2 separate regions of the Homo sapiens genome follow, and region 1 is linked to region 2. Evidence: chromatin contacts called from ENCODE Hi-C or POLR2A ChIA-PET data. All regions are on one chromosome and are shown on one strand. Each heading gives the region's core, a stretch centred on a gene start or an enhancer-like site at or near the end of the contact. The rest is flanking DNA. Distances are from core to core; before and after follow the strand shown. Region 1 overlaps CAMK2G (calcium/calmodulin dependent protein kinase II gamma). Region 2 holds the start of SEC24C (SEC24 homolog C, COPII component).

Region 1 (3,230 bases), core at 374-2,873, 100 kb after region 2:
ACATTCTCTGGTTTAAGCCCAGCTCTATACTTAGGAGGGAACAGAGGCTCAGCAATGTGTCCAAGGTGCCACTGCAGTGGAGGGAGTCTCCAGGCCTTTTGTCCCTGTGTTACACAGCACACCAATGAGGCCGCTCCATTCTTTGCAAGTAAAGATCAAAGGACTTCAGTGGACTCCTCAATTTTAGTTATGAAGAAGGCTGTGCAAAAGAAAGTTGCTCCCTGGGACATAGAGTGGCAAGAATTGGGCCCTGGATGCCCATTCCTGGGTCCTCAAAGTCCCCTGACACCCCCGTATCACGTGACACACTAAACAAGCCTGCTCCCTTGGACAGAGCCCGAGGAGCAAGGACATCTGCCCTTCCTGGCCTGGCTGCCCGGCTCTCTGGTCCTTACATCATAGGCTCCAGCCTTGATCTGCTGATACAGCTTGTGCTGATCCTCATCCCAGAAGGGAGGATAGCCCACCAGGAGGATATACAGGATGACCCCTACGAGACAGAACACACAGGTCATGGGGGTCAGTCGCCTACTTCCCTGAGGAACCAAGAAAAACCATGCAGGGCTCAGAGCCACCTAGAAAGGCAGGGGCCATACCAGAGTCAGAAGTGGATGCCAGCCGATAATGCTATGCTACCAGCCCCTCCTGCTATGCCTCACACTTCACGTCACCAAGTCACACCAGGGATTTCTTTAGGCACAACCCATCCTCTAAGGCGTGGGCAAATCCCTCTCCAAGAAGGATACAATGTCATCCCAGAAGTACGCAGGGAGGAGGGTGTGATGGGAACAGCCATCCCAGGGGCAAACACCATAATTTCACATACACCAGGCACGTGTGTGACCTGCAAGGAATAGCGATGCCTCTTTCTTGCCATCATCGGAAGTTGAGGGCCCTTAACAGCGAAAAGCTGAGAGCGTGGAATGGGCTTACCGCAGGCCCAGATATCCACAGGTTTTCCATAGGGATCTTTCCTCAAGACCTCAGGGGACAAGTAACCTGGGGTGCCAGCAAAACCTGTAGCAAAAGAGAGGGCAGAGGCATACTGAACCCACTTTCTCTCTCGTTAAATCCACACCAGCCATTTCCCCCAAGTCCCATCTTATTCCTGCTGCTTTTGCTACATAAACTCTCAGCACATGGGCAGCAAGAGCTGACAGGCTGGGCTTCTTGTAGCGCCTGGAATCTGAACCAGACGGCAAAGCCGTATGCCTACCAGGAACTCCAGCTCCTTCCCACAGGCAGCAAGAAAGCAGTGCTGACAACAGCTAGACTTACTGTACTGAGTCGCGTACGGCCAAGAGAGATCTCGGAGGCCAGGACCATTAAGGGTCTGGCTTCTAGTTCTAATAGAGGAAGGCAGATCAGGAAGAGGAGGAAGGGCGGGGGCTGCATTCCGGGAAGACAGGATCACCCTTACCAAACCAAGCCTGCTGCTCTCCCTGTACTTCGATGGCTAGGCCAAAATCAGCCAGCTTGACGGCGGCACCCTTGCATTTACTCGCCAGCAGCAGGTTCTCAGGCTGCAGAAGAAACACAGAGAACCTTGTGAGCACCCACCCTGCAGCCCAGAGGAAGCCTAGTTTGGGCCTACGCAGTACCACTATCTGGCACCAGGTGGCGCCAACACTTCATGAGCAGAGGCACGGAGGGGAGCCTGGGTAGTACCTTCAGGTCCCTGTGGACGATGTCATGCTGGTGGATGTGGTTAACACTCTCCAGAATCTGATGTATACAGTGGCTAAAAAAGCAGAAGGAAAAGAAATGTTAGCGCAGGGTTAAACCACCTCATCCACATCCACAACCACATGCTGCAGACTAAGGCATGTGACAAGGGGCCACGGATTCACAGAGAATCACTTAACGGCCACTGGAACCTTAGACTCTGCACATCATCTTGTTCAACCTATTTAAAGAAAGAGGAAACCGAGGCCCAGGCAGATGCAATGGTTTTTCTAGGATCACCGCTAGAACGGGTTCCTCTCACCCCCTTTTGACTGGAAAGGTCTAACACAACCAACTCATTTCCAAGAGATCAGGAGACAGCCCAGAATCCTGAGGAAGAAGAGAGCATCCAATCCCTTCCTTCTTTCTCTTTCTCCATACAGTAACTTTGTTCTTGGAGAAGAAGCTTGTGCTGGCAACTTAGGAAGGAGAGTCCAACTAAACAACCTAAGCTACTTTGGCGGTGGGTGCACTCATTCATTTCCCTAAATGTTTATTGAGTGCCTAGGATAATGAAGATGGACAAGACCCAATAGCTGCCCTGAGGTCTGGCATCCAGTAAGGCAGCTAAAACAAGTACAAAGATACCTTTAAGAAACAATGTACTTAAGAGCTTCCAAACAGGGCATTTAAGGAGCACTTCTGATGATTTTGCGTAGAGAAAAAAACCCAAAGTTATTTTATTATTTTATTTTTGAGACAGGGTCTCACTCTGTTGCCTGGGTTAGAGTGCAATGTCGTGAACACAGCTCACCGCAGCCTTGACCTCCTGGGCTCAAGCAATCCTCCCACTTCAGCCTCCCCAGTAGCTGGGACCACAAGCATGAGCCACCGTGCCCAGCTAATTTTTGTATTTTTTTGTGGAGACAAGGTCTCACCATGTTGCCCAGGCTGGTCTTGAACTCCTGAGCTCAAGTGATCCACCCACCTTGGCCTCTCAGTGTTGGGATTACAGGCGTGAGCCACTGCGCCCAGCCACAGTCACACACGTAAATCAGACTGTCCACATAGCAAACCATCCTGCCATCCCTGTCATCAAACTCCTGACAGGGAGCGGGGGCAGTCTAGAGCAGTGGTTTTCAACTGGGAATGAATTTGCCGCCCGCCCCCCCCCACCGCAGGGGACATTTGGCAATGCCTAGAGAAATTTCTGGTTGTCACAACTGGAGGAGGGGTGCTCCCAGCATTTGGTGGGCAGAGGCCAAGGATGCTTCTAAATGTCTGCCACAATGCACAGGAGAGGCCTCACAACAAGGAAGTACCTGGCCTAAAACGTTAGTAGCACCAAGGCTGAGGAACTTGGCCTAGAATATAGACCCCCGTCATCAGGCACTATCTGGTATATTAAGCACATCTGCAGAGCATCCCAGTGTATGGGGCTGGGTGGCCTGGACTTACTATTCCTAAAATCTGATGCTGGGGATGCCACAAGAACCAAGGGGTCGTACTGGGTCCCTGGGGGCTGAAACTCGGGCCTCCCCATAGGACACAGCCCAAGAGTGGGC
Region 2 (3,425 bases), core at 714-3,213:
TTGGGAGGCCAAGGGGGGCGGATCACAACGTCAGGAGATCAAGACCATCCTGGCCAATATAGTGAAACCCTGTCTATACCAAACATACAAAGATTAGCTGGGGTGGTGGCGCATGCCTGTAATCCCAGCTACTCGGGAGTCTGAGGCATAAGAATCGCTTGAAACCAGGAGGCGGAAGTTGCAGTGAGCCAAGATTGGGCCACTGCACTCCGGCCTGGAGACAGAGCAAGACTGTCACAAAACAAAACAGAGGACAAGAACAATCTGCTTGTTTAGTAAAGCATGCTCAATGCCTAATATATAGTTTCCAGCACAGCCTAAAGTGCAAATTTTTCAGTGAATAAACCACTCTGTGCCTCAGAATAACTGATATTTACTGTCAATAATATGAGAACAAACACTTTTGTTCACTGCTCTATTTCCAGACCCAAGAACATGGCTTGGCACACAATGTCAGCGCTCAGTGGGTTCACCCTGCCTGCTGCCTTGACAAAGCTGATTTATCAAGACCAGGGAATTGCAATGGAGAAAGAGTAATTCACGCAGAGCCAGCTGTGTGGGAGACCAGAGTTTTATTATTACACAAATTAGTCTCCCTGAGCATTTGAGGATCAGAGTTCTTAAAGATAATTTGGCGAGTAGGAGCTTGGGAAGCGGGGAGTGCTGATTGGTCAGGTTGAAGACGGAATCACAGGGAGTCAAAGTGAGGTTTTCTTGCTGTTTTCTGTTCCTGGGTGGAATGGCAGAACTGATTGAGCCAGGTTACTGGTCTAGGTAGTCAGCTGATCCAATGAGTGCAGGGTCTGCAAAACATCTCAAGCACTAATCTTAGGTTTTACAATAGTTATGTTATTCCTAAAAGCAATTTGGGGAGGTTCAGACTCTTGGAGCGAGAGGCTGCATGTCCCCTAAACTGTAATTTGTAATCTTGTAGCTAATTTGTTAGTCCTGTAAAGACAGACTGGTCCCCAGGCAAGAAGGGGGTCTTTTCGGGAAGGGGCTATTATCAATTTTGTTTCAAACCATAAACTGAATTCCTCCCCAAAGTTAGTTCCACCTACACCCAGGAATGAATAAGGACAGCTTAAAGGTTAGAAGCAAGATGGAGTCGGTTAAGTCTGATTTCTTCCACTATCATAATTTCCTCAGTTGTAATTTTGCAAAGGCAGTTTCAACAGCAGTGCTCGAAAAATTATGAAATCAACAAATAGTACTGAAAAGTTCAAATGAAGTCATATATGAAAAAGAAATCCTAGCACTGTTAGCTATAATTACTTAGCCATTAAATGGGGTACTAATAATTACTGCAGGAACTATCTTTTCCAACAGAGCGCAGAGATCTTTTGGCTCTGATAAAGCTCTGCACCTAAACAAAGGCGCTGTATAAAAATGGTTAATAACAATTGACCTTTACTGAGTGCTTACTATGATGCCAAGCGGCCTATGTGGCCTAATTTCATCCTCTGGGCATTATTATTTCCATTTTACAAGCTGTAGAGCCAGACCTCAGACCCCCACATGCAGGTTGACAACAGTTGGTGCCCTTTACCACCACCACACGTTCCGCAAATCTCATAACCAGCAAACGCCATGGGTGAGAGCAACCTAGCGGACGGAAATCAACGGGGTCAGGGGTCACCAGGAAGTGACTACAAGACTCTAGCTCAGAGGTCACTAATACGTCACAGGCAGAGTGAAGGGGCATTATTAAAGATAGTTTGACAAATTCTTTTTAATCTCATTTCTGTTGGTGAGGCCATAAAGTGACTGGAACATCTGAAAAAAAATGTCAGGAGGGAAATACATACGACTCAGCAGAGGCGCACAGGCGGCGGCCATGATGGGAAGATGAAAGAGGCGCATGCGCGGCATCCGGGTCCCCGAAATGCAGACGTGGCAGAAGAAGTGGCCCGGCCCTAAAGCGTGGAGGAGGAACTTCCGGGGGTGACGGGACGGCCCCCTCGGAACCGGAAGTGGAGCCTGGGAGCCTTGACGTTAGGAACGAAGTCTAACCTGGATCTGGAGCCGGGTGAGGAGTGGCATCGGGAGGTTGGCGGGTAGGAAAGCAAAGGAGAGGTCAGGGTATTACTGGCCAGATTGGGGTCCGGTTTCAGAAAGAAGGGAGGAGCCTGGGGGCGGGGCCTGGGTAGAGACCCTCACCTCACGCATCCACCATCCAGGAGCAGGTCCTAGACCATCCCTTCGTCTCCCGGCCCAGATTCCGGCTCCTGCTTCCTGCCCCGAGCCTGTTAAAAGGTGCAAGACGTTTGGTCTCTGTGCTTAACAGAGCAGCCCCCTCTCTTAACGTGGCCCTAGAAGCCGACTTGGCTTCTCGGTTTTGATCCTCGGCTCTCCGAGGCTCCATGGCTTGACTACTTTCAGAGTTCTAGGAAGCTTGCCCCGCCCCCTTGGGTTGTCACCCTCGACTATCCACCCAGAATGGAGTCGAGACTTCAGTCTGACTCCAAGCTCTTGAATGTGTTTGAGGGGATTATTTTCTGGAGAAGAAGCTCCTTTCTTTACCCCTCCCCCCGGCTTTGGAAACATAAAGGGAGAGGACATATTTTAAACTTAGTGTCAGTGACCTACCTCTGTAAGGTTTAGGGTTTGGAAGAACAGCTATTGAGATAACTTTGAGTTTAAAGAGTTTTAGACCAGGATCAGCTCCTTTTCTATAGTCAAGGTGGCCCTTCTAGCAAAGGGGGAGAGGTCCATTGTTCCCTTTGCAGCAACTCTGAGTGCTCCTGCTTTCTGGGCCCCTTCTGTCTACAGGATAATTGGAATGATACAGCTGTTGAAAGTAGATGTGATGAGATAGTTTTCTTGGAAGGACCCTGTTTAGAAAAGGCCCTCTAATTCATCCCTGTGTTGATGAGCAAGATTGTAATAATTTTGATGGTGGCTGAGATTCATAACAATCGTAAGGGGAGCAGAAACAGGAGAGTTGGAGAAGTGCATTGGAATTTAGAATATTCATAGTCTTCTGCTTGAGGGATGAGGTGAATGATTTTTTTCCATGAAATCTAACTCTAACTTTGCCCCTGATTCTTGAACTGTTTCCTCAGATTATGTGAAGAAGTTTTGGTGCCTGTTCTGCACTTGGTTTTAATCTGTTACCTTGCTAGAGTTTTCAGGTGTCCTTTATTTTTTATTTTTTTGAAAGGGCGTCTTGCTCTATTGCTCAGGCTGGAGTGCAGTGGCACGATCTCGGCTTATTGCAATCTCCGCCTCCCGGGTTCAAGCGATTTCTCCTGCCTCAGCCTCCCAAGTAGCTGGGATTACAGGCGTGTGCCACCATGCCCGGCTAGTTTTTGTATTTTTAGTAGAGACTGGGTTTCACCGTGTTGGCCAGGCTGGTCATGAACTCCTGACCTCAAGTGATCTGCCCGACTTGGCCTTCCAAAGTGCTGGGATTACAGGCATGA

Evidence for each region. Hi-C counts contacts between places; a loop is a spot of excess contacts on that map. ChIA-PET counts read pairs that join two places held with the same protein, here RNA polymerase II (POLR2A). Pooled maps may share reads with other maps.
Region 1: a pooled map shows a loop between it and region 2 (4-fold over the local background). The contact joins the enhancer-like site here to the promoter of SEC24C in region 2. A Hi-C loop is called at or near these places in 7 of 50 pooled maps. POLR2A ChIA-PET finds 5 or more read pairs at or near these places in 4 of 52 experiments (H1, HCT116, HepG2 and 1 more).

What each region holds. Positions count from the first base shown.
Region 1 is chr10:73,847,593-73,850,822 of GRCh38, forward strand. It overlaps CAMK2G (calcium/calmodulin dependent protein kinase II gamma), which reads right to left. Exons shown (of 23, transcript NM_001367534.1): 6 at 1,669-1,741; 7 at 1,421-1,523; 8 at 934-1,017; 9 at 396-490. Among named protein-coding and RNA genes, the nearest start is that of CAMK2G, 25 kb to the right of the region's middle. Within about 2 kb of position 1,624, at least 16 of the 41 ENCODE cell types and tissues checked have a DNase peak (open chromatin) inside an H3K27ac peak, as active enhancers do.
Region 2 is chr10:73,742,409-73,745,833 of GRCh38, forward strand. SEC24C (SEC24 homolog C, COPII component) reads left to right here and starts at 1,964. Exons shown (of 23, transcript NM_198597.3): 1 at 1,964-2,029. It overlaps LOC124902453 (a long non-coding RNA gene), which reads right to left and starts at 1,857. Exons shown (of 2, transcript XR_007062195.1): 1 at 1,809-1,857; 2 at 556-803. RefSeq lists enhancers at 1,306-2,505, 1,345-1,912, 1,583-2,012, 1,913-2,479.